2 separate regions of the Homo sapiens genome follow, and region 2 is linked to region 1. A link is a loop called in an ENCODE intact Hi-C map of the cell type or tissue named here. Cell type or tissue: pancreas. All regions are shown on one strand. Links, peaks and the distances in the headings refer to the core of each region. The heading gives the core; the rest is flanking DNA.

Region 1 (12,330 bases), core at 2,552-10,551:
GATCCATTTCCACATGACAGGGAAGAAAGGCGGGATACGTCTCCACACATGATGGGGAAGGAAGGTGGGATCTATTTCCACGTGACAGGAAGGAAGGAGAGATCCATCTCCATGTGGCTGGAAGGAAGGCGGGATCCGTCTCCACATTGCCAAGCTACACCCTGTGGTTTCTCTCCTCGTCTGGCACAAAGGCAGTGCTCATCCCTCAGTGTGGGGCCATGGCAGTACAGGTACCCCCGTCTCCTCTGGGGTCTCACCACGTCTCACGGATCCTCCTGGAAGGGGTGCTACAGCTCTCCAAGCACTTACTCTGGGCTGCACCTTCAAGTCTGGGAGAGAGCTTTGCTAAAATACAACTTTCTGAGTCCAGCCCTGCAAACCTACCCAGCCCAGACCAGCCGAGGAGGAGATGGGGAGCCAAGTGCCTGGAGGAAGGAGCCTGGGGCTGACCAGTGCTGGATGATTAAATTAAATTCCTAGGGTGGTGCGTGCCAGTAATCCCAGGTACTCAGGAGGCTGAGGTGGGAGGAGCACTTGAGCCCAGGGGGTCAAGGCTGCAGTGAGCCATGATCACACAACTGCAATCCAGCCTGAGTGACAGAGTGAGACCCTGTCACTTAAAAATAAAATGCTCCCTGGGCCGGGTGCGGTGGCTGACTCACGCCTGTAATCCCAACACTTTGAGAGGCCAAGGTGGGCAGATCATGAGGTCAGGAGTTCGAGACCAGCCTGGCCAATACGACGAAACTTGGTCTCTACTAAAGATACAAAAATTAGCTGGGCGTGGTGGCTGGCACCTGTAATCCCAGCTACTCCAGAGGCTGAGGCAGGAGAATCGCTTCAACCTGGGAGGCGGAGGTTGTAGTGAGCCGAGATCACGCCATTGCACTCCAGCCTGGGCTACAAGGCAAGACTCTGTCTCAAAAAGAAAAGAAAAGAAAAGAAAGGGGGAGGGGAGGGGAGGGGAGGGAGAATCCAGCTATGTAGTCAGGTTGGGAAGGCCAGGAGTGTGAACCCCACGGGATGTGATGGGACTGGGGTCATGTGGGAGGCAATGCTGGCTCAGACAGAAGAGGGAGGGCGCCACGGCACTCCAGTGCAGGAGCCTGCAGTGGACCTCGTTCCCTGTGAGCACAGGGTTCTGCCTGGTCCAGGTAACAGCCGCGTGAGGCTGGTCTTAGACTGTCCATTTTTTCGCTTAAGGAACCCACAGGACGGCTGGGTGCAGTGGCTCACACTTGTAATCCCAGCACTTTGGGAGGCTGAGGTGGGCAGATCACCTGAGGTCAGGAATTCAAGACCAGCCTGGCCAACATGGTAAAACTCTGTCTTTACTAAAAGTACAAAAATTAGCCCAGTGTGGTGGCACACACCTGTAATCCCAGCTACTCAGGAGGCTGGGGCAGGAGAATCGCTTGAACCCAAGAGGCGGAGGTTGCAGTGAGCCAAGATCGCACCACTGCACTCAAGCATGGGTGACAGAGCGAGACTCTATCTCAAAAAAAAAAAAAAAAAGGAAAAAAAAGAAACCCACAGGACCACAGGTAGCCTGTCCAAGCCACACAGCCAGAGCAGGGGGCCTGGGGTGCGCAGCCTTCCGATCACGACCATGGCTCTGTGGAGTAAGATCCCTCTTCCCTGGTATGGACCCTTTATGCAAACATCCTGAGTGACACAGAGACAGAGCCTGTCTGCCGTGGTGCCATTAAGCCACCGAGCACTGGTGGCCTCTGAGTGGGACGGGTATAAGGTGGCCAGGTGGAGCCAGCCCTGGGGAAACCAGGCCAAGGACGCTGTGCCAGGCTTGGCACCAGAGACACACCCTCAGCTCACCCTGAGTGCCTCTCCACCCCCACCCTGGGGGCACCCTGGCATCCGTGAGACACATGCCTCGGACTGGAGGTGGGTCAGCTGAGGCAGGCGCAATTAGGGAGAATGGGGCAAGGCCCATGACCTGGCAGGTGCCCTCCATGTGGGGCCCTTGGGTGATTTCTGGCTGACAGGCAGGCCAGTACTGAGTCAGAAGGAAACCGCGTTTGGGAAGGCCAGAGGTCACTTCAGGGTGCTCTTCCCTCTCCTCGGGAAGCTGCCCTAATTAGCACCTTGGCCAGAGGGCCTTCATGGGAAGCGCGGCAGCTTGCATCCTCGGCCCGCCCAGTGACCTGGCCTTCCCCACGTGTGCCTGGTCCTGACCTAAGTCCTAGAGGGTGGACACCCAGCCCCCACACTGGTATGGCGGTGAGGACTGATGATCTCCCGTGGGAGATGTGGGGAGTGGTGCCTGGCCCCACCCCCGGGCCCGCTGGGCATGAAGGGGCTTCCGCCTGTCCTCGAGAGCAGCGCTGACCTGGTCACCTCCAGCCCTGCACACCTACCCAGCCCGGGCCGGCCAAGGAGGCAGGGAGCCAAGTACCTGGAGGAGGGAGCGTGGGGCTGGCCAGTGCCTGGGTGATAACTCGGAGTCCCCGGAGCACTCAGTGTCACACCCACACTGCAGCCAGAATCCACAGGCTTCCCAAAGGCCTCGATCCCCCCACCCCCTCCACACGGGCTGTGGCTTTTGCCCCCAGGCCTGCCACGCCTTGCCTCATGCCCGGAACTGGCTCACCATGCCTGCCCCTCAGCCCTCCCAGAACCTGGCCCTCACCGTGGGTGGCGACCTTTGACAAGTCACCCAACTTCTAAGCCTCGACTTCCTCATCCACAAAACAGGCTTGTTCCTGTGGTGGACATCCACTGTGGTCTGGGGACCCTCTGCAGCTATCATGGGTCATAGAGTAGATCTCTACATACTGACACAGCAAGGGCTCCAGGGGCCAGTAGCCAATGGGAAAGCCAGCTTACGTGATGACAGACAGAGCAATGCCACTTATTTTACAACATATGTGCACATGCCTGCACAACGCACTTGATTTACAACACGCACACGCAGGCACATGCACACAGACACACACACTCACACACAAATAAAACTACAGATTCTGGCCGAGTGTGGTGGCTCACGCCTGTAATCTCAGCACTTTAGGAGGCCGAGGCAGGTGGATCACCTGAGGTCAGGTGTTCGAGACCAGCCTGGCCACCATGGAGAAACCCCATCTCTACTAAAACACCAAAAAAAAAAAAAAAAAAATTGGCCAGGTGTGGCAGCGCACACCTGTAATCCCAGCTACTCAGAAAGCTGAAACAGGAGAACTCCTTGAACTCGGGAGCTGTTGAAGGTTGCAGTCAGCCAAGATGGTGCCACTGCACTCCAACCTGGGCAACAGTGAGACTTCATCTGACAAAAAAAAAAAAAAAAAAAAGGCTGGGTGCAGTGCCTGTAATCCCAGCACTTTGGGAGGCCAAGGCAGGCGGATCACCTGAGGTCGGGAGTTCAAGACTAGCTTGACCAACATGGAGAAACCCCTGTCTCTACTAAAAATACGAAATTAGCCGGGTGTGGTAGCACATGCCTGTAATCCTAGCTACTCCGGCTGAGGCAGGAGAATCGCTTGAACCTGGGAGGCAGAGGTTTCAGTGAGCCAATATCGTGCCATCGCACTCCAGCCTGGAGTGCAAGACTACCTCTCAAACAAGAGCAAGACTACCTTGCTAAAAAAAAAAAAAAAAAAAAAAAAAACCTACAAATTTTGGTGGGTTTTGAGACAGGCTCTCACTCTGTCACCCAGGCTGGAGTGCAGTGGTGTGATCATGGTTCACTGCAGCCTCAGCCTCCTGGGCTCAAGCGATCCTCCTGTCTCAGCTTCCCAAGAAGCTGAGACCACAGGCACCCGCCAATTTTTGTAGAAACGGGGTTCTGCCATGTTGCTCAGGCTGGTCTTGAACTCCTGGGCTCAAGCCTTCCACGGGCCTCAGAAAATTATGAATTCATATATGTCAGCACCACACAAGGAAAACTCTGGCAAATATGCAGACGGCAAACAAACCAGGAGGGGCAAGACCAAAGGGTCTTGATCAAGATAGACTTGAATTTTATTGGTAATGCTTTAATTTTTATGAGAGCGTTCAAGAATTACTGTGCGATTTTAAATAAATAAAGTTTAAAATAGAGTCCTTCTTGCAAGGGTGTGGGAGAATCACACCCTCAGAGCCCGATGAGGGCCGCGCCTGGGCCCTCACTCCTGTCTCCCCAGCACCTCACTCCAGGTCATTTATTCATTCAACAAGCATGTGCTGCTGCCTCCTCCATGCTGGCCTCAAGCTGGACCCTGGGTCAGAGATGACTCCGAGGCAGGCCCTGGCCTGGAGAGGCGTGCAGCCCAGCAGGAAGCTGCAGTGAGGGCTGGACTAGGGGAATTTCACCCCCAGCCCTGGGCACTGGGAGCCACTTCCGCAGTGTTGCCTCAATGTTTGGAGATGCCTGAGGATCCTGCAATAGTGCTCCTCACGCCAAACCCTGATGAATAATTTCTTCAAAAGAGAAAGTGTGTCAGACCGAAATTGATTAGCCACACAATGAAATACAGAGCCAAACCAAAGCGGCCCTAGAACCTGGTATCCCAACCATGAAGAAATAACAGAAAACAAATAACTTAGAGAATTTTTCAAACACCTGAAACACCCCAGCAGGGTGTTCCTGGAGCTTCAGATCAGAACTCCAGACCCCCGCTGCCCTTTCGGAGCCCGCGCTGTCGGCGGCATCCTCGGGGTTCTGCCGTTAGTCCTCCCCAGACCAGCATCCAGCCCCTTTCCGATGACTTTTCCCAAGCCTGCCTCTGGACCCAAACGCCCCGGTGTCTCTAAGCCAGCCAAGTGTGCCCACAATCACCCATCCCTGTGGGCACCTTCAGCAACTGCTCCCAGAAGCCCCTGCTCTGGGCCTGGCCCTAGGGTGCAGCCTCCAGCCAAAAGCGCAGTTCCCAGGGTCCCCCGTGGACTGGGGCACATTCCCCAGCTCTGGTCACCTTGGCCAGAGGATCTCCCCAGAGACCTGGGAGGAACGTAGGTGTATGTCAGGCCCGGTGGAATGCAGTCTCCAGGAGGGCACCAGGAAAAACAAGTTCCAGGGCAACCTCCCTGGAGGTCTCACCTGCTGCCAGGCTCTGCGGGACTCCAGAGCATCCGGGAAGAACTGCTGTCTGCAGACAGCAGTGCCGGGTGCACAGGGTCAGGGCCTGGAGAGCAGAGCTGTGGCAGGAGCTGAGGCTGGGGAGGGTGCAGAGCCCAATTAGAGGGCAGAGGAGGAAGCTGCCTGGGCAGGCCGGAGTGACACCAGCAATGGACAGGGGAAGCCTAGGACCAGAGACGTCCTTGGCAGGTGGGAGGGAACCAGTGCCCAGGCCAGGGCCGAAGGTTAGGAAATAGGTCCTGGCTGAGGCCTGGCCAGGAAAAGCAAGTGTAGGAACTAGGCCAGACTCACAGGATCCCGGCATTCACGGGCAGAGCCTATCTGTCAGACACTCGCTGGAGAACTGTGGACACTGGGCACCTGAGGCTCCCCCTGATGCACCTGTGGGAAGGCAGGGCTTGCGGGCAGCCTCAGTGGGTGTGGGAACCAGAGGGCAAGAAAGGCAGGAGCCCCCAGTGCCACACAGGGTGGTGTTGCTGCGTGCCAGGCTCTGTGCTGAGCTCCAAGCAGGCCAGGGAGCAGCCTTTCTCAGGATCCTGGCCAGGAAGCGTGGCCTCTGGGAGCCAGGCCAGGTGGGCCTTGCCCCAAGGTGGACGCTGCTAACCCTACTCCACCTGCCCAGGGATCACGGCCAGCATTCACAGACCAGCAACGTCAGCTCAGTTAATCTCACAGCAGCTCAGGAGGTAGACAAGGTCATCCTCCCCACTTTCCAGGATGAGGAAATGAGGCACTGAGAGGGGAAGTGACCTGCCCACGGGCGCACAGCTAGCATTCAGCAGAGCCTGCATTCAGACCCGCAGGCCATCTGAAGCCAGAGTCCCAGCTCCTAGCACCCCACTGTGCCACCCATCCCAAATCAGTGTGAGAACAGGAGCCCCGGCCCAGGGTCGGGCTGAAGACCCTCCGCCCCTCCCACCTCCCAGCTGCTGACACTTTCTTGCCTAGACCTGCTGCCCATGTAGCAGTACAGAGGGGCTGTCTGGCATCACATGACACCAGGTTCAAGTCAGATTCAGCCACTTAGCAATGTGTGACTGAGTCAGGAACTTCATCTCCACCCCAAGCCTCAGTTTCCTCATCTGTCAAATGAGGTTGTGACGTCCACATCAGCAGGCCATGGTGAGACTGCCTGAGAATGCACTGAGGTGACCCACGCTCCTTTGGATATTACGATTTGAGACGGTGGGGTGTGTGTTGAGGGGAGGGGTCAGCCCTAAAATCAGGGCCAGGAAAACAGTCACAGTGCAGCCACTCTTCAGGCCTCCTGCCTGAGCTCCGGGTTCCCCAGAGGAGCCTTGCGCCCAGCCCGCCTAGAATGGGCTGTCAGAGGCCTTCCCGTCGGGGAGAGGGGCCCTGTGCTCCCAGTGGCCTCCTCTATCACTGGGGAGGCTCCAGGCAGTCAGAGCAGTTTTGGGGTCCACGCCTCCATCCCCATCCCCAGACCCACAGCAGGAGACAGCTGGAGAAACAAGGCTGGCCTGGGGTGGGTCCCGGCTGCCGCACCCAGTTGTCTAGAAAATACCCGAATTTGTGGTCAGCTTTAGGTCGGAAGGGGCTGGGGCTCACTGAGTCTCTGCCAATGGCCCTGCCAGTGCTGCGTCTGAGGGACACCGACTGAATCCTTTTTGCTATCACTGCTGCTGATGCTGATGAACTGCAACTGGGCAAGTCACCGCCCCATCCACCAACTGGAGCAAATACCACCACCCACGCGGTGCTTAAGTGAACATGTACCGCCTTGGTAATCAGAAAATAACAACAGGACGCTTTACAAACAATAATGTAATAGCCCCGGTCCAGCTGGGGCGGGCAGCAGATGATAGGATCGTGCTGTGGGCGGGGCTTGGGGAACTCCCGGTGAGATCAGAGTCTCCGTGTCCAGGCCTGACCACCCCGACCACAGGCACTGGCGTTCCGCCCACGGCCGAGCCTCGAACCCTGAAGAAGTCCATGCACTCCTCGGCTTCCACTGCAGTGCACTGTCCTGCCCAGGGGCTGTACGGGCCCCCATTCTCCCAATCTCAGCCCTTTGCCCCAGGTCCCCCGCTGAGGCCGTGTGGAGGCTGCCTCCGCCAGGAAGGAAAAAGAGACCTTGCTTCCACCCTGCCCTTGGTGTCTGGGTGGCGTGAGTGGACCGGCCCTCAGGCAGCACCCCACTGAGCCATATGCGTGATCCCTCAGTCCCAGACCAACGTGTGCACTGGCGGCCTATTTCCCCCATGTACACAGAGGAGCTGGCAGAGCAGAGCTGGTCACTGCACGAGGTGAGTCATGTTCTCCTGGGGCAGAGCATTGAGGGCCACGGCCTCTAAGGGCCCACCAGCCTTCTGCAAGGCTGCGGCCCGGCCTACCACAATGCCACCCGGGGGGGCTGGCTGGCTGCACCCTGCACCCTCGTCCCAGCCATGGGAGCTTGGACCCTCTAAGGGGCTTCCCAGGAGCCTTAGATGCCACAGATATTTGCATTGTATGAGGATTTGGGTTTAAAAAAAAAAAAAAAGGCCAGGTGCGGTGGCTCAGGCCTGTAATCCCAGCACTTTGGGAGGCTGAGGTGGGCGGATCACGAGGTCAGGATATCGAGACCATCCTGGCTAACACAGTGAAATTCTGTCTCTACTGAAAATACAAAAAAAAAAAAAAACAGCTGGGCGTGGCGGCGGGTGCCTGTAGTCCCAGCTACTCAGGAGGCTGAGGCAGGAGAATGGCGTGAACCCGGGAGGCGGAGCTTGCAGTGAGCTGAGATCCGCCACTGGGCTCCAGCCTGGGCGACAGAGCGAGACTCCGTCATGGAAAAAAAAAAAAAAGAAGACGGGGAGGGCGTGTCAAATCAAACACCATGATCTGCCTGGAAGTTTACATTTCACAGTGCAGCCTTTCACTTGAGAACCCCACGTGTAACTCACTGGAAGGTGGTAAAGGCTTATAGTGGAGGCTTTTGGTGAGGGAGGCTCCAGGCATGGCCCTGCCTCCTGCTCTGTGCCCGCAATTCCCATGAGCCTGAACTTGGGCCTCAGCCCCTCTGCCTCTCAGCCGTGAGGCCCAGCATAGGCCCCGGGGAACAGACGGTGGACAGAGGGACGGCCGCTGGGAAGCATGGCAGGTGCTTCCTGTCCCTGCCAGGAGACCACTGGCTGTGATGTCACTCTTGTGCTCTGGCCTAGCGGTGACAGCTCTGGTCATGACCCAGTTCCCCTCAGGTGACTCACCTGCACCTTCTTCTGCTCCTCAGGTCATCATCGAGCATGACTCACCTTCAGCACCGGCTGAGCGAGGCCCAGAAGATGACCAACTCCGTGGGGACCTGAGGTCAGGAGGCAAACGTGCAAGGTGGCTCATGCCTCTAATCCAACACTTTGGGAGGCTGAGGCAGGAGGATCACTTGAGCCCAGGAGTTTGAGACCAGCCTGGGCAACATAGTGAGACCAAAAAATATAAAAATTACCCGGGCATGATAGCACACACCTGTGGTCCCAGCTACTCAGGAGGCTGAGCTGGGAGGATCACCTGAGCCCAGGAGGTCGAGGTTGCAAATCACGGCACTGCACTCCAGCCTGGGTGACAGAGGAAGACATGGTCTCAAAAAGAAAAAAGGAGACAAACATCACCGGGGGCCATCCTGCAGGAGCTTGGGGAGTTTCTGCTGCTGCCTCCTAGAGACCTTCCTGCAGGGTGTGGCTCTTTACAGTTTGCACAGCTAGGTCCCCCCAACCCCATTCTCTCATGGAGGCTCCAGAGGGGCCCTGATGGCCTAGTCAGCAGGGCGGCCAGAACGCACTGCCAGTCTCCTAACTCTGAGCCCAGTGTCCTTTGGGTCGGCCAGGCTCAGCCCGAGCTGAGGGGAGAGGGAGGAGAGCCGGAGGCCCCACCAGACGGTGAGAGGAGGGAGGGCAGCAGCCAGGGTGGGTGCACAGCAGGTGCCAGGCCTGGAGGGCATTCATGAGCCCCTTTGAGGCCTTTGGTCTCACCTGCCTGGCAGGGAAAAGTTAGAGGTCAGAGGCAGCTGAGGAGGGCACAGCGTGTCTGGGTAGATGAGGGGGCAGAGGTGAGAAGGCACCATCCACCCTCCAGCTGGATGGGGCGGGAGACCGAGCTCCCACCAGGAGCTCTGAGCTTTCGTCTCATGGCCCTGGCAGTACCTGTCACGACAGGTGGAGGCTCAGGTGCGGACAGTGTGCTCACGCCCTCCTGGCTGGGAAGTCTCATGGGCCTTGACTTCAGGCTCCTCAAGGTCCCATCTGTTGGCTCCCAGGCAGAGGAGATGCCTGGCCTGTGGTGAGAGTGTGGGGTCCGGGTCCCCCAACCCCCACTCCGCCTCACTGGGCCAGTTTCAGCTCTGTCAGTCGGTGCCTGGCTGGCCCCCCTCTCCCCAGAGAATCCCAGTGCCCCCTCCACAGTGTCCAGCCCAGACACCTTGGTGGCCCAGAGGTACCCAGAGAGCAAAGGGGAGGGAGGCAGGGGGCAGCCAGGCTGGGCTTGGACCTGCGGAAGCCCACCCTCAAGCCTCCAGGCAGATGGAAGGCGTGGTGCTGCCGCCCCCGGTCCTGCTCAGCCTGGCTGGAGTGTCTATTCTTACATCCATACTTCCTGCTTCTTTTCCGGTTCTAGGTAAAGGCTGAGGGGCTCTATGGGGCCTGGCTTCTCACCCAAGCCTGATCCCACTTTCTGGGCAGAACCATGAAATGGGGGGCTCCTACACACCTCCCCAGAGAGGGTCCTTCTGCTGCAGGGCGGCCTTGGGGATGCCTCTGCTTAGCCGCAGCCACTGCCCACATGTCTGTCTGTCTTGCACCCCACACTTCCCACCCCCAGATGCATTCTGTCACACGGCATCCTGCCAGACCCAGAGGAACCAGAGAGGAGGAAGGAGTGGGCTGGAGGAATCAAGAGGAGACTGCCTCGCTTTTTTGTTTGTTTGTTTGTTTGTTTTCACTAGAGACAGGGTCTCGCTGTGTTGCCCAGGCTGGAGTGCAGAAGCTGTTCACAGGCACGATCAGAGCACCACAGCCTCAAACAGGAATCCTGGGCTCAAGCGATTCTCCCGCCTCAGCCTCCCGAGTAGCTGGGACTGTGGGTGTGCAACACCTTGCCTGGCCTGGTTTTCTTTAAAAAGAACAATTCTGAGCTTTATCTCTGGCGCCCCTGGCTGTGGATCCACAGAAGCAGGGATCGCGTCTCTCTCACTTGGGGGGAATCTCGGTGAATTGTGAAATGCGTTCCTGCTGCGGCAGTGAAAACTGATACGGCCCCGCGGGGTTCACAGGTCACAGCCGTGGGGGGACGGTGGCTATCAGTTCTTTCGGCCACCAGCACTCAGACACCAGTTCGGGCGCAACTCAGGCAAAAAGAAGACTCTCCTGGAAGGAGGTGGAGTGTCTCCAGGTGAAAGGGGAGCCCACCCTTCCAGTCTGCAGCCTTGAAACTGGGGCCACCTCTAGGCAGGTCAATGTCTCCCTGAGGCACAGCCAGCTCAGTGCCGGGGCTGGTGATATTTCAGGAAGCTCATGGAAATGATTTCACTTATTCTAAAATCAGGAGAAAATGGACTTTTAGGTTGAAGAAAAGGTTTGTATGTGGACTCTTAACATATTCATTTTGCCATCAATGCAGTTACGGCCCTTCCTCATACCTACCCCACAAACCGGGGGCTCCTCCCTGGCCCATCAGGCTTCAGGAGGAGAGTCTGACCCTCAACTAGAGTCAGGGCCCACTGGGGGACCAATCGGCTGAAGCCCGTGGGACAGGATGACCCGGTCCAGACTTGGGCCACTCCATGTCAGGGACATTCCTGGAGAAGGGTAGGGGCTAGGAGCCCCCACAGTGGGCTCTACCCTGCCGTTGTGGTCCCCTGTGGTGGCTGCCATCAGAGTCTCCCACCTCCAGGCTGAGCCATGCCCTTGGTCTGCCCTCTGCCCTCTCACAGGTAGGCACCCGCATGCAGGAACCTTGGGGCTGCAGGCGAGGGTGGGGCACTCGCCCGCTGGAGCAGGCCAGCAGAGGCGGCATGGCCATGGCCACTTTCGAGGTCAGCACCACCGGCCCTGACCTCGGCTGTGGGAGGACAAGGACGCTCCTGAGCATGCAGGAGTTTGCTGGAGGGACCATCGGAGGGAGACCTCCCCCAGGCTCCCTGACAGCTGGCAGGGAGCAGGCATGGGGGGGACTCTGGGCCACAGGAATTTGGGAGATGGTATGAGAAGGGGCCATCCTTAGTGGCCGTGGATGGAGCCAAGACCAGCCCCTTCTTTGGTCCCCGTTAGGTCCCCTGATAAAACCTCATCAGGCTGGGGCAGAGTCTACTTAAAGGATAGGGGAGTAGAGGCCAGGGTGCCCCCCACTGTGCTTCCTGGGAGTCCTGGATCAGCTTTTCTGAATGCTGGTTCTCTAACCAGAGCCTGGAGAAGGGACGGTAACATGAAGAGTTTGCAGCATTTGGTGGTCGAGGATCCATATGAAGGGCATCCGGCTTGGGGCTGGCATGCTGGATCTCGTAGCGAAGCTGGTGACTGGCCTCCCTGCGAGGCCAGGGCCCCCTCCTCAGGAGCCGCCACAGCCACCAGGCAGGAAAGTCCACTGTGGAGCCATCCAAGCCAGAAGGGGCCTCAGACATCATCGTTTTGCAGATGGGGAAATGGAGGCCCAGAGAGGGAAAATGATTAACCCAGGGACACACAGCAATTATGGCAGAACCGGGGCTGCCCCATGGGAGAACAATGGGCTTTGGGACAGGCTTTGGACCAGCTGTGGGACTCTGGGCAAACTCTTTCCTCCCTAAACCTCACTTCCCTCTTCTGTAAAGAAACCCAGCTAGGCATGGTGGCTCACGCCTGCAATCCCAGTACTTTAGGAGGCTGAGTAGTAATCCCAGTACTTTTGAGGCAGGAGGATCGCTTGAGCCCAGGAGTTTGAGACCAGCCTGGGAAACATAACGAGTCCCTGTCTCTACAAAAATACAAAAATTAGCCAGGTGTGGTGGTGTGCACCTGTGGTCCCAGCTACTCAAGAGGCTGAGGTGGGAGAATCACTTGAGCCTGGTAGGTCGAGGCTGCAGTGAGCCAAGATGGTGCCACTGCCCTCCAGCCTGGGCAACACACCAAGACCCTGTCTCAAAAACAAACAAACAAGAAAAGAAAAAAAGAAAAAACTTCAAGGACCAAGCTCATGCATCGCTGGAGCAGTGCGGGGAGAAGGAGAGTGAGGAGAATCTTGAGACGAGATAGATTCTCAAACGGACATTTACAGAGCCCTCATTACTAGGCACT
Region 2 (12,330 bases), core at 4,331-12,330, 43 kb after region 1:
TGGAGCGGGGGATGGTGAGGGCATGAGGCTGGAGAGCCGCAAACCCAAGCCCTCAGGGGTTTAACTACCCTTGACCGTCAGGGCAGAAGGGAGGCCCCGAGGGGTCCCAGTGGGGAGTGGTTGGGTCGGATTTTCCAGCGGGAGGGAGGCTAACTTGGAGTAGAGGTGAGGGCAGCTCAGGTTGGGGTGGGGCCAGAGAAAAAAGGAGGTGTGTGTGTTGTGGGGGAAGGACTGAGGGGGTGAGGGGCACGGTAACACCTGGCATTTGGCTGCAGTGCCAGATGGATCCCAGAGTGGGCCACAGGCCCAGGCTGGACAGGAAGGGGAGTCATGAAATGTGGCCTTCTTGGGGACAGCGTGGCCAAGCAGATGTCAGCACAGAGCCCACAGCGCCCTCTCTTAGGCCTGGATAAGGCACTGTGGGTGCCAGGTTGCAGGCCCTGCACAGCAGCCCCAAAGCCTGGAGCCATCCTGAGTCCTTCCTTTCCTCCTCCCAACTCCCACCCTTCAAATCTTACCCCAGATAGAAGCCCTTCCCCACATCCACTTCCTCTACCTTCCTCATCCTAAGGGCCCGTCCTCCTCCACTGCTGCGGAAGGCCAGCCAACTTCCACCGGAAGCTTAAGACTGTAAATCAGCTGTCAGAAAGAGTTTCCCCTGGAAACACCAGAGGGAAGGCCCTCTGCCCTCAGGGCCAACAAAATCCAGACCCGCCACAGCCCGCAAACTGAAGCCTGACCCTACCTCCCTCCATAGCCTCCAGCACTTTCCTTACCTGCTCCTCCCCCTCCCTGCTCCTGCAGCCTGCAACTCCCTGGCAGAGGCAGCTGTCTCTGTCACATTATCTGGCTTTATTATTATTGTTGTTATTACTATTTTGAGGCAGGGTCTCCCTCTTTTGCCCAGGCTGGAGTGTAGTGGTGCGATCTCAGCTCACTGCAGCCTCAGACTCCTGGGCTCAAGCGATCCTTCCACCTCAGCCTCCCAAAGTAACTGGGACTACAGGAGCACTCCACCACGTCTGACTACTTTTTGTATTTTTGCTGTAGAGACAGGCTCTCCTTATGTTTCCCAGGCTGGTCTTTAACTCCTGTCCTCAAGTGATCCTCCCACTCCAGCCTCCCAAAGTGCTGGGATTACAGATGTGAGCCACCGCGCCCGGCCTGGACTTATTGTTAAAAATACACTTACCAGCATTTGTGTTCTTGTCTATCGTCTTCTTGCCTGGCCGGAATACAAACTCTGTGAGGACAGGGACCTCACTGTTTTGCTCAAGGCTGTGTCACCAGGGCCTGGACCTGGGTGGGTACATGGAAGAAACCAGGCGACACCTGTTCATGGAGCCTGCTGGCCCCTGGGGCAACAGGTACATAGACAGCTCCAAGGTGGCAGATTGTGATGCGTGACCCAGGTCTGGGCAGTCTGGAGGAATGTGGTGAGATGCGTCATCCCTGGGCGATCTGGGGAAATGCTGCAGAAGAAGGCTTTGATTTTCAACAGAACAGGAAGCACTCCTTTCTGAGGGATACACAGAGTGCTTTCTCGTACACAGGGAGGTGGGTGGACAAGGGCCTGGAGGTAGGGTCTTCAGACAGGTAATTAGGTAAAATGAAGTCCTATGGCTGGGCCCTAATGCAATGTGACTATGACCTATGAAAAGAGAGACACCAGGCAGGTGCACACACAGCAAAAGATCATGTTAGGAGCCCACAAGAGGGTGGTCATCTGCCAGCCAAGGCAAGAGGTCTTGGAAGAGTCCAGCCCTGCAGCACCTGGAGCTTGGACTTCCAGAAAACTACCACGAAACTGTGAGAAAATAAATTTCTGTTTTTTTAAGCCACCCAGTCTGTGGTATTTTGTTATGGTAGGCCTAGCAAACCAATACGGGTCTTAGGCATGTTTTTTTTTGTTGCTGTTGTTTTATTTTGTTTTTGAGACAGGGTCTCACTCTGTTACCCAGGTGGGAGTACACTGGTGTTATCTCGGTTCACTGCAGCCTTGACCCCCGGGCTCAAGCAGATCCTTCCACCTCAGCCTCCTGAGAAGATGGGACCGAAGCCGCCTGCCACTATGCCCAGCTAATTTTTAAAATTTTTGTAGAGGCCAGGCGGCGGTGGCTCATGCCTGTAATCCCAGCACTTTGGGAGGCTGAGGTGGGTGGATCACCTGAGGTCAGGAGTTCAAGACCAGCCTGGCCAACATGGTGAAACCCCGTCTCTACTAAAAATACAAAAATTAGCTGGGCGTGGTGGCTCATGCCTATAATCCCAGCTACTCAGGAGGCTGAGGCAGAAGAGTCGCTTGAGCCCAAGAGGTGGAGGTTGCAGTGAGCCAAGATCGTGCCACAGCACTCCAGCCTGGGTGACAAGAGTGAAACTCCGTCTGAAAAAACAAAAAAACTAAAAACAAAAAACACAAAATTTTTTTGTAGAGATGGGGTCTCACCATGTTGCCCAGGCTGGTCTCAAACTTTTGGGCTCAAGCAATCCTCCCACCTCAGCCTCCCAAGTAGCTGGAACCACAGGCACATGCCACCACACCTGGCTGATTTTTGTATTTTTGGTAGAAATGGGATTTTGCCGTGTTGCCCAGGCTGGTCTCCAACTCCTGAGCTCAAGCAAGGCACCCATCCCAGCCTCTGAAAGTGCTAGGATTATAGGCATGAGGCACCATGCCCAGTCAAGTTTTAAAACATGTTATTGTAATTTAGTAATATAGTCACCTGATTCAAAAATCAAACATGAAATGCAACAGCAGCCTAGAGATGAAGGTCAGCGTCAATGGCACTGTCATGCTGATCATATGTATCCTTGATACAATCGGATGAGAATGGTCCCGTACCTCTGTGGTCTTCCTCCCCCAAACTCATAACATCAGTGTAATCATTAGAAAAACATCACATACATTTCAACTGAGGGACAGTCTACAAAATACCTGACAAGCACTCAAAACTGTCAAAGCCATAAAAAACAAGGAAAGCTGGCGAGGAGCGGTGGCTCACACCTGTAATCCCAGCACACTGGGAGGCTGAGGCAGGCGGATGACCTGAGGTCGGAAGTTCGAGACCAACCTGACCAACATGGAGAAACCCCGTCTCTACTAAAAATGCAAAAGTTAGCCAGGCGTGGCGGCGGGTGCCTGTAGTCCCAGCTACTCGGGAGGCTGAGGCAGGAGAATCACTTGAACCCGGGAGGCAGAGGTTGCGGTGAGCCGAGATCGCGCCATTGCACTCCAGTCTGGGCAGTGAGAACAAAATTCTGTCTCAAAAAAAAAAAAACAAAAAAACAAAACAACAACAACAAAAAAAAAAAACAAGGAAAGCCGAGACTGTCACAGCCAAGAGGAGTCTAAGGAGACAAGGAGACATGACGACTGAACGCCACGTGATGTCCTGAAACAAAGGCACTGGCTAAAAACTAAGGAAATCTGGGAAAAGTATGGACCCGAGTTGATACTAACGTATAGATAATGGTTCATTTGTTGTAACAGATGTACTGTACTGATGTAAGATGTTAAAAAATGGGGAAAACTGGATGGAGAAAGGGGTATCTGGGAACTCTCTGTATTTCAAACTCTTTGCAATTTTTCTATAAAACTGTTCTAAAAATAAAGTTTATTTTTCAAAAACTAATAGTGAAAAGCCTCACTCTGATTTCTGCCCCTTATCAACCCAGTTCCCATTCCCACGTGCAGTCATCACTTTATTAGTGTTCCCTGGATTCTTCCAGAATGTATTTATGCCAATATGAATATATACTAATGTCCTCCCTAAAGGGACTTTTTATCTGTTTTAAGAGTATTTAATCATTTTTAATTTTTTTAAATTAAAATAGAGATGGGGGGGGGTCTTGCTATGTTGCCCAGGTTGGTCTCGAACTCCTGGGCTCAAGCAATCCTCCTGTCTTGGCCTCCCAAAATGCTGGGATTACAGGCATGAGCCACCATGCTCAGCCTTTTATTTTTTTATTTTGAGACAGAGTCTTGCTGTCACCAAGGCTGGGGTGCAGTGGGGCAAACTCAACTACTGCAACCTCCGCCTCCAGGGTTCAAGAGATTCTCCTGCCTCAGCGTCCCGATAAGCTGGAATTAGAGGCGCCCACCATCATGCTCAGATAACTTTTTTTTTTTTTTGATACAGAGTCTTACTCCGTTGCCCAGACTGGAGTGCAGTGGCGCGATCTCAGCTCACTGCAACCTCTGCCTCCCGGGTTCAAGCAATTCTCCTGCCTCAGCCTCCCGAGTAGCTGGGATTATAGGCGTGTGCCACCACGCCTGGCTAACTTTGTATTTTACTAGAGACTGGTTGGTCAGGCTGGTCTCGAACTCCTGACCTCAAGCAATCTGCCTGCCTCAGCCTCCCAAAGTGCTGGGATTACAGGCGTGAGCCACTGCACCTGGCCTAATTTTTGTATTTTCGGTACAGACAGGGTTTCAGCATGTTGGCTAGGCTGATCTCAAACTCCTTACCTCAGGTGATCCGCCCGCCTTGGCCTCCCAAGTGCTGGGATCACAGGCTTAAGCCACCATGCCCAGCCATGCCCAGCCTTTAATCTACAGCCTTTAATCTTTATTTTTTTTTTTCCTGAGGCAGGGTCTATGTTGCCCAGGCTAGAGTGCAGTGGCGTGATCTTGGCTCACTGCAGCTTCCATCTCCCGGGCTCAAGTGAACCTGTTGCCTCAGCCTCCTGAGGAGCCGGGACTACAAGTGAGCACCACCATGCCTTGCTTTTATTTATTTATTTATTTATTTATTTATTTTGAGATGGAGTCTTGCTCTGTCTCCCAGGCTGGAGTGCAGTGCCGCAATCTCGGCTCACTGCAACCTCTGCCTCCTGGGTTAAGTGATTCTCCAGCCTCAGCCTCCCGAGTAGCTGGGATTACAGGCGTATGCCACCACGCCTAGTTAATTTTGTATTTTAGTAGAGACGGGGTTTCACCGTGTTGGCAAGGTTGGTCTTGAACTCTTGACCTCAAGTGATCCACCCACCTTGGCCTCCCAAAGTGCTGGGATTTCAAGCAGAGCCACCGTGCCCAGCCCCTTTAATCATTTTTTTTTTTTTGAGACGGAGTCTCACTCTGTTGCCGGGCTGGAGTGCAGTGGCACAATCTCGGCTCACTGCAATCTCTGCCTGCCGGGTTCAAGTGATTCTCCTGCCTCAGCCTCCCAAGTAGTTGGGACTACAGGCACTCGCCACCACGGCCGGTTAATTTTTGTATTTTTAGTAGAGACAGGGTTTCACCATGTTGGCCAGGATGGTCTTGATCTCTTGACCTCGTGATCCACCCGCCTCGGCCTCCCAAAGTGCTGGGAGTACAGGTGTGAGCCACCGCGCCCGGCCCCTTTAATCATTTTTAACATAAAATATTTCAAACATAGAGTATAAAGTACAATGCACCCCAACATACCCACCATCCAGGTTCAAATGTTATCAAGAATTTGCCACGTATGTTTCAGTTATTCCTAATTGCTTGGCTCTCTTTCCCTCTGGCTGAATTGTTTTTAAACAAATTGCAGACCCCTTACATATGCTAGGATGCATCTCTAAAAAATATGGACATCTTCTTCCGTAACCTTAATGCCTATATCCCATCATTACTGGTGATTCCTTTTTTTTTTTTTTTTTTTTTAGAGATGGGGGGATCTCATTGTGTTGACCAGGCCGGTCTCGAACTCCTGGCCTGGCCTCAAGCAATCCTCCCATCTTGGCCCCCCAAAGTGGTAGAATTACAGGCGTGAGCCACTGCACATTAACAACATTCACGGCGATTCCTGATGGGCTGCTCGTGAACTTTGGTCTGTGTAATGGAGAGACACAGAAGGGCTTTACAGGGTTGGGCCGTGTGTGCTCCAGGAAGATGGAGGGCAGGGGCGTGTTGGGAATGGTGGGGGCGTGGAGGCTAGAGCAGTGGGCTTATAATGAATGAGCTTGGTCCAGGTGGGAGGTGATGGGCCGATGCCTGGAGGTGGCAGGCTGGGTGGAGAGGAGGATGGGGACCAGCGGGAAGGACTTGAGGGGGAGCTGACCAGCCTGCCTCAAATGGACCCTTACCTGGAGGATATAGGATGCTTTGGTGTGAGGCACGGTAGCTGCCACTGTCTGTGCCCACAGGTCCTGCAGGCAAGAGGGGAGCCCTTGTGCCAATGCTTCCCTTCCTGGAAGAGCAGGCTCATTTGGATCACCTTACCCCGGGGGGCACCTCTCTGAAGAGCCTTGGCAAAACCTGTCCTTTGTCAGGCTTCGTGGGCCAGAAGTACCCCTTCGTGACTCAGGGACATCAGCTGTCAAAGCTGGGGAAACCAAGGCCCAGAGAAGGAGTGCAAGTTGCCTAAGGCCCCACAGGAGGTCAGAAGCAGAGCAGCTAGAATTAGAACTTAAGTATGTCTCTGACTTTCAGCCTAGGATCACTCATTATCTAGAGCCTCCTCTTCTCTCCAAACTCTGCTCCCAGAAGAGGGGTGTCATTAGCCATTCATGCCCAGGTGTGGATAGGTTTAAAAATCCCAGGGACGTCTGTACACTAAGCCTCCTTGCTAATCACGGCCCAACTACAGAATGCTATTTATGGAACAGCTACCACGTGCCACAAATTGTGCTGGGCGCTTTCCATCCCTCGCATCCGAAAAAGCCTCTTGACACGAGGCAGGCACTATTATCCCTACACTCTCCCATCACAGAGACAAGCACACTACGATGCAGAGAAGATGCGGCTTGTTTAGGATCCCAGGCGAGGGTGTGGCGGAGGCGGTGCTGAACCAAGTCTGTCTAACTGGAAAGTCCACACTCGCAAACACGAGCCCCCGTGGCCTCTGAGGGACAGGGGTGGCTCCCCAGGAATGGGCTGGTGGGAGCTCCCTGGCCTCCTCCCTTGCTCTGCCCCCACTCTGCAGCAGCCAGAAGCCTCTCCGAGAACCAGACAGGCTCCAGACTGACCCTGACCTCGCGGCGGCCTTCTCCACTGGGCCGGCGCTTCCCAGGGCGGCTTACGCCTTCTGTGTCTGGGGCCATCCGCAGACCTTGCCTTCTGATGCCCGTGGGAGTTCGGTGCTGCCGCGGGGAGCACCTCAGTCCCCCTGTCTGCTCTCCGCCGCGGTCCGGGCGAATGGCACCATGTGGGGGGCCCCGAGCGGGTGCCTACCCCCCTGGCAGCCTTTACTGAGGGTCTGCTCAGGGCCCTGCCCAGGGCTCTGTCACTCCGGCGCTCAGGCCCGAGGGGGCGGCGCCTCTGGAGACGGGACTGCAGGGAGAGACCCAGGCCCTGGAGACGAGGACCGGACCCTCCCCGGGGACGCTGGAGCTGGACCTCGAGGGATGCTGGCGCAGGTGGGCACAGGTGGCACAGGTGGGCGCGGGGTTCTAGGCGGGAGATCGCTCGGGCGAAGGCCAAGGCTCGGGAGCTGGTGCGGGGGGCGCGGCCCCGAGAGCCGCGGAAGACGCCGGTGGGGGAGAAGCAGGTGCCAGCCAAGGGCGTCGGGCCGGGGCTGGTTCCGAGCGCGCGGCCTCGGGTCACATGCTCGCTCCGGGGGCCCCCCGCGCCCCTCCCACTGGCCTCTGGGCCGCAGCCCCACGGCGCGCCGGCAGCCGGGGGTCAGGCCGCGGTCAGAGTGCGGGCGCGCGCCGTCGCCGCAGGGACGCTCCCGGCCCACAGTCGGCCCCCGGGAGCCCGGGTTCGAGTCCCGGCCCTGCCGTGATCCGCTGCGGGACCCGGGCCGGCCCTTCCCTGTCGGGCCTCAGTCCTCCCACCGTCCGCGGTCTTCCCTAGTCGGGGCTCACGCAAGGGCGGGGGAGGCCACCGGTGCCCACTGCGCGTCCGCCCCTCCCCCGCCGCCGGGAGCGCGGACGCGCACGCACCTGGCCGCCGCTGAGAGCGAGGGTAGCGGGCGGAGCCGGGAAGCCCCGCCCCTCTCCCCGCCCCCGCTCCCACCGGGCCAATCAGAGGGGGCTACGGGACCCGTGCGGGGCGTCGCGCTGGGGGCGGGGCCTGCGGGGGCTGAAGAGCGAGCCGGGCGGGCGGGCCGCAGGCTGTCGGGCTGGGGCTGAGGCTGAGGCTGAGGTTGAGGCGGCGGCGGCGGCGGCCGGGTGCCCGGGACAGCGACGCAGCGCGCCGGCGGCCGCGACAGGGCCAGCGAGAGCCCCGCAGCCCGCCGCAGCTGCCGCCTCGCCGCGGCCGGGCCGGAGAGCACGGCGGCGGGAGCGCGGCCTTAGGAGGCGGCCGGAGCGGTGGGCACAGCTCGGCGCGGAGCGTCCTGTCAGGCGGCGGCCGAGGGCGTCGCGGACTCTCCCCGCGATGATGCCGGTGGGTGAGGGCGGGCGGGAGGTGGCGGCGGCTTCCTCCGCGGGCCGCTGGCCAAACCTCCTTCCTCCCGCGGCTCCCAGCCCCCGCGGGCCGGTGCGAGGCCGGGCGGGCGGGGAAGGAAGTGGCTGGGCGGGCGCGCCCGGCCGCGGCGCCCCCCAGGCGGGCAGGTGGGGGCGGCGCCGGGCTGTCAGCGCGGGGCCGGGGCCGCCTGCGGGCCCTTCCTGCTCGGCCTCCGCGGCCGCGGGGAGAAGCAGATGCATTTGGGGCCGGTCATCTCCTCGGTCCTCTCAGGTGCGCGGTCGGACGCTGGGGCACAGGTCTGGTGGGTGGCGCAGCTGTGACCCGCCTGAAACGAACGTTCTGGGGTCGCCCTGGGAGTCGGCGGGGTGGGCACCCGCGCCCGGAGTTCCCACACTCTGCAGGCGCATTCCCGTAGCCTTCGCGGTTGTACTGAGGAAAGGTGCCGAGTGCACGGATTTGGAGAGCCATCTTAGGAATTCCCTTTTCCCGTATCTGCAATGTTGGTTCGTTTTGCTTTAACTGGTTTGTTCTCCGTGTTCTGAAGGTTGAACGAGGTTCGTTTGTAGTGGTGGTGTCTTTGTCCTGCCCTTAAGGATGCTTTCGCCTAGAAAGACATTGGCCATTAGATTTGCCATCGTCCTACCGACCCTTCCCTTTACCTATAATCTGAATAGGAGGGGATGCTGAATTCTGATTTTTAAAAATTGGCTTTTTGGGAGGTAAGCATCATGACTTATGAAAAAATGTGGGACTGGTTGTACCCAGTTGGAGAGGTATTGGTTTTCTGAGCGCCTATATCGTAAGTAAAATTCTCAAACACGTTTATAGTAAAGTAACACAGTCATTTTTTTAACCTACAATACTACGTTGAAAATCACATTTCACAGGAAAGTGCAGTTTCCCTGCATTCTCTACTTGAATATTGCCATTCTGCTATGCTGCACCCAAGGACATTTAGATTAGATCCCCCTTCTTCCTCTTTGATTTCCTTTCTCTTGATAATCTCTTCTCCCCGTTTTTAACGGATTCCAGCATGTTTTGTAGCCGGCTTTCAGCGTTTTCCAAGTCTTAAGGTTTGATCTACTTGATCCTTAGGTCTTTCTTTAGCATCAGACTTGTTGGGTTTCTAAACATTTGGTTTTAAATGAATAATTGTCTTGTAATGGAAAGAGAATTGGATGAGCATCAGAAGATCTGGGGTGAAACGCTGGTTCTTCCACTTTTTAGCTATGTGACCTTGAAGAAGTCAAGGTCTTTGAGCCTGGAATTACCTCTAAAGTAGGGATAAAAATGTACCAATATCTGAGCGCTGTCCTGAGGATCAAATAGGATGATGTATCCAAAAGTGATGGTTGAACAGAATGTCATACAAATATTTATTATTCTTAATATGGCTTTGAATTTTCAATTTCTAACTTTATAAGATAAGGCATTTGGAAACTTCCCTCCCTAATTCTCACTAGCTAGATTTTGATGAAAGGCATTATGGTGTTTCAGAATTTTGAAAGTAGTTTTAGTTAAATCCTGTAATAGTTGATTGATGCATTCATACTGTGGTGGCATTGAAGGATATCTAGAAAAATTTTGGCTGGCTTCGTCGTTGTATAATGTTTAATTATAAATATCCTGCTAAGAAACTTGGCTTACATTTTCCATATGATTCATTCAGACATCTTACCTCTATTCCACGGGAGTAGAGTTTTGAGTTCCTACCTTCACAGGTTTCCTTTTTAAGAGGTTTGTTTAGCTGGGAATTGGGGCATTTCTTCGGATTTCTCAAAACAATAAAATACTGTTTTTTAAAAAAACAGGTCTATTACCTGTTTAAAACACCGCTTTTGTTTAAAAATGCCTTTTAGAAACAGATGGTATTTCTCTTAGACTCTCATGTATGGCTTTTACTTTTGTATTTCCTTTTTGATCCCTAAAAATACTACTTGTAGGACTGAGTCCTTCCTCTATTAACACAGTTGGAGTTGGTTGTAAATTTAGTAGGAGTTTTCAGAAATGCCATTCTTACTTGGTAATATTTTAAACTATCCAAAAATGTAAATAAGATTTTTCTCGATTTATTGTATATTTGGTATTCATCATGATGATGATGAATCAAAGGAACGTTGGGTCATATTTTGCAGTTTGTGTAGAGCAGTACTGTCCAATAAAAATGTAAAGCAAGCCACAAATGCAATTTTAAATTTTGTGGTAACTACATGAAACAAGTTGAAAAAGTACTAATTTTAGTAGTATCCTTTTATTAACTTAGCATATCCAAAATATTATTTTAACACGTATTCAATATGAAAAAACCACTAATGAGATATTATACATTTTTTCTGGTACTAAGTGTCTGAAATCTGGTGTGAATCCGGTGACAGTTTGCATTTTACAGCACACACCTCAGCTCAGACTAGCACATTTCCAGTGCTCAGTAGCTACATGTGCTTAGTGACTACCATATTGGACAACATAGGCTTAGAGTATATTTTATTTTATTTGAAAATTGGCAATTAGTATATAATGTCGTGGTAACTTTTTTCTTTTTTTCTTTTTTTGTGACAGAGTCTCACTCTGTTGCCCAGGCTGGAGTGCAACATGATCTTGACTCACCGCAACCTCCACCTCCCAGGTTCGAGAGATTCTCCTGCCCCAGCCTCCTGAGTAGCTGGGATTACAGGCACCCTCCATCCTGCCTGGCTAATTTTTGTATTTTTGTAGAAACAGGGTTTCACTATGTTGGGCAGGCTGACCTTGAACTCATGACCTCAGGTGATCTGCCCACCTTGGCCTCCTAAAGTGCTGGGATTACAGGCATGAGCCACTGCGCCCGGCCATGTGGTAACTTTTAATTAATCACATGGTGTACTACAGTGCCCAGTCTCTCAGCTGTTGAGAATAAATGAGAGTGAGTGGCCAAATTCTCATCTGACACAATCAAATCTCTGTAGAAGTCTTCTATTTGCTGTCGTACAAAGTGCTGTGACTTTCCACCTTCTTTTTTTTTTTATTTTTCGAGACAGGGTTTCACTCCTGTTGCCAAGGCTGGAGTGCAATGATACGATCTCAGCTTACGGCGACCTCCGCCTCCTAGGCTCAAGTGATTCTCATGCCACAGCCTCCCGAGTAGCTGGGACCACAGACACACGCCACGGCAAACGGCTAATTTTTGTATTTTTAGTAGAGACGGGGTTTCACCTTGTTGCTCAAGCTGGTCTCGAATTTCTGAGCTTGAGTGATCTGCCCGCCCCAGCCTCCCAAAGTGCTGGGATTACAGGTGTGAGCCACCCCTCTGCCCCTGCACCTGGCCTTTCCACTTTTTTTTTTTTTTTGAGACGGAGTCTTGCTCTGTCGCCACGCTGGAGTGCAGTGGCATGACCTCGGCTCACTGCAACCTCTGCCTCCTGGGTTCAAGTGATTCTTCTGCCTCAGCCTACCAAGTAGCTCAGACTACAGGCGTGCGCCGCCACGCCCAGCTAATTTTTGTATTTTTAGTAGAGATGGGGTTTCACCACGTTGGCCAGGATTGTCTTGATCTCTTGACCTTGTGATCTGCCTGCCTCAGCCTCCCAACGTGCTGGGATAACAGGCGTATGCCACTGCGCTCTGCCGTCCTTTCCACTTCTAAACTAAATTATATTTTGGAATTTTCCCTTATGAAAATAGTATTTTTTTGTTGTTGTTATTGGTAGTCACTCACCTTTTTATCAATGGATGACATTTTAAAAATGTTTTCCCAGGAAAAAATGGTACCATTTAAATAATACTTTTTGTTTAGTCCCTAAGATCTGGCCCTGAAAGCATTTACAAGTTTGATAGAAGTAAGAATTTTAGTAAAAATGGAAAGCCCAATTTAGATTATAGAAAGGATGAAAACTGCCTTGATTCAGCATGATTTATTTTTTTTTTTGAGACAGAGTCTCGCTCTGTCACCCAGGCTAGAGTGCAGTGGCAGGATCTCAGCTCACTGCAACCTCTGCCTCCTGGATTCAAGTGATTCTCGTGCCCCAGCCTCCACA

What was found. Hi-C counts contacts between places; a loop is a spot of excess contacts. Peaks named below come from ENCODE experiments on the same cell type or tissue, not always from the same donor. Only the 100,000 strongest peaks of a DNase experiment are listed, where the experiment ranks them.
Region 2: it touches region 1 in a loop (1.8-fold over the local background); 14 of 110 quality-filtered maps call a loop at or near these places.

Annotation. Positions count from the first base shown.
Region 1 is chr14:103,884,370-103,896,699 of GRCh38, reverse strand. No RefSeq gene overlaps it. Among named protein-coding and RNA genes, the nearest start is that of ATP5MJ, 31 kb to the left of the region's middle. In pancreas, for the core only: no CTCF peak of the experiment used is centred there; DNase peaks (open chromatin) are centred at 5,069, 5,639, 7,019, 8,265 and 2 weaker places; H3K27ac peaks cover 4,809 bases.
Region 2 is chr14:103,843,265-103,855,594 of GRCh38, reverse strand. PPP1R13B (protein phosphatase 1 regulatory subunit 13B) reads left to right here and starts at 8,020. Exons shown (of 17, transcript NM_015316.3): 1 at 8,020-8,296. The coding sequence starts at 8,288. PPP1R13B-DT (PPP1R13B divergent transcript) reads right to left here and starts at 7,874. Exons shown (of 3, transcript NR_038436.1): 1 at 7,852-7,874; 2 at 1,193-1,299. RefSeq lists silencers at 7,461-7,530, 7,551-7,680, 7,701-8,140, 8,311-8,510. In pancreas, for the core only: no CTCF peak of the experiment used is centred there; DNase peaks (open chromatin) are centred at 7,264, 7,964 and 8,604; H3K4me3 peaks cover 2,145 bases; H3K27ac peaks cover 2,723 bases.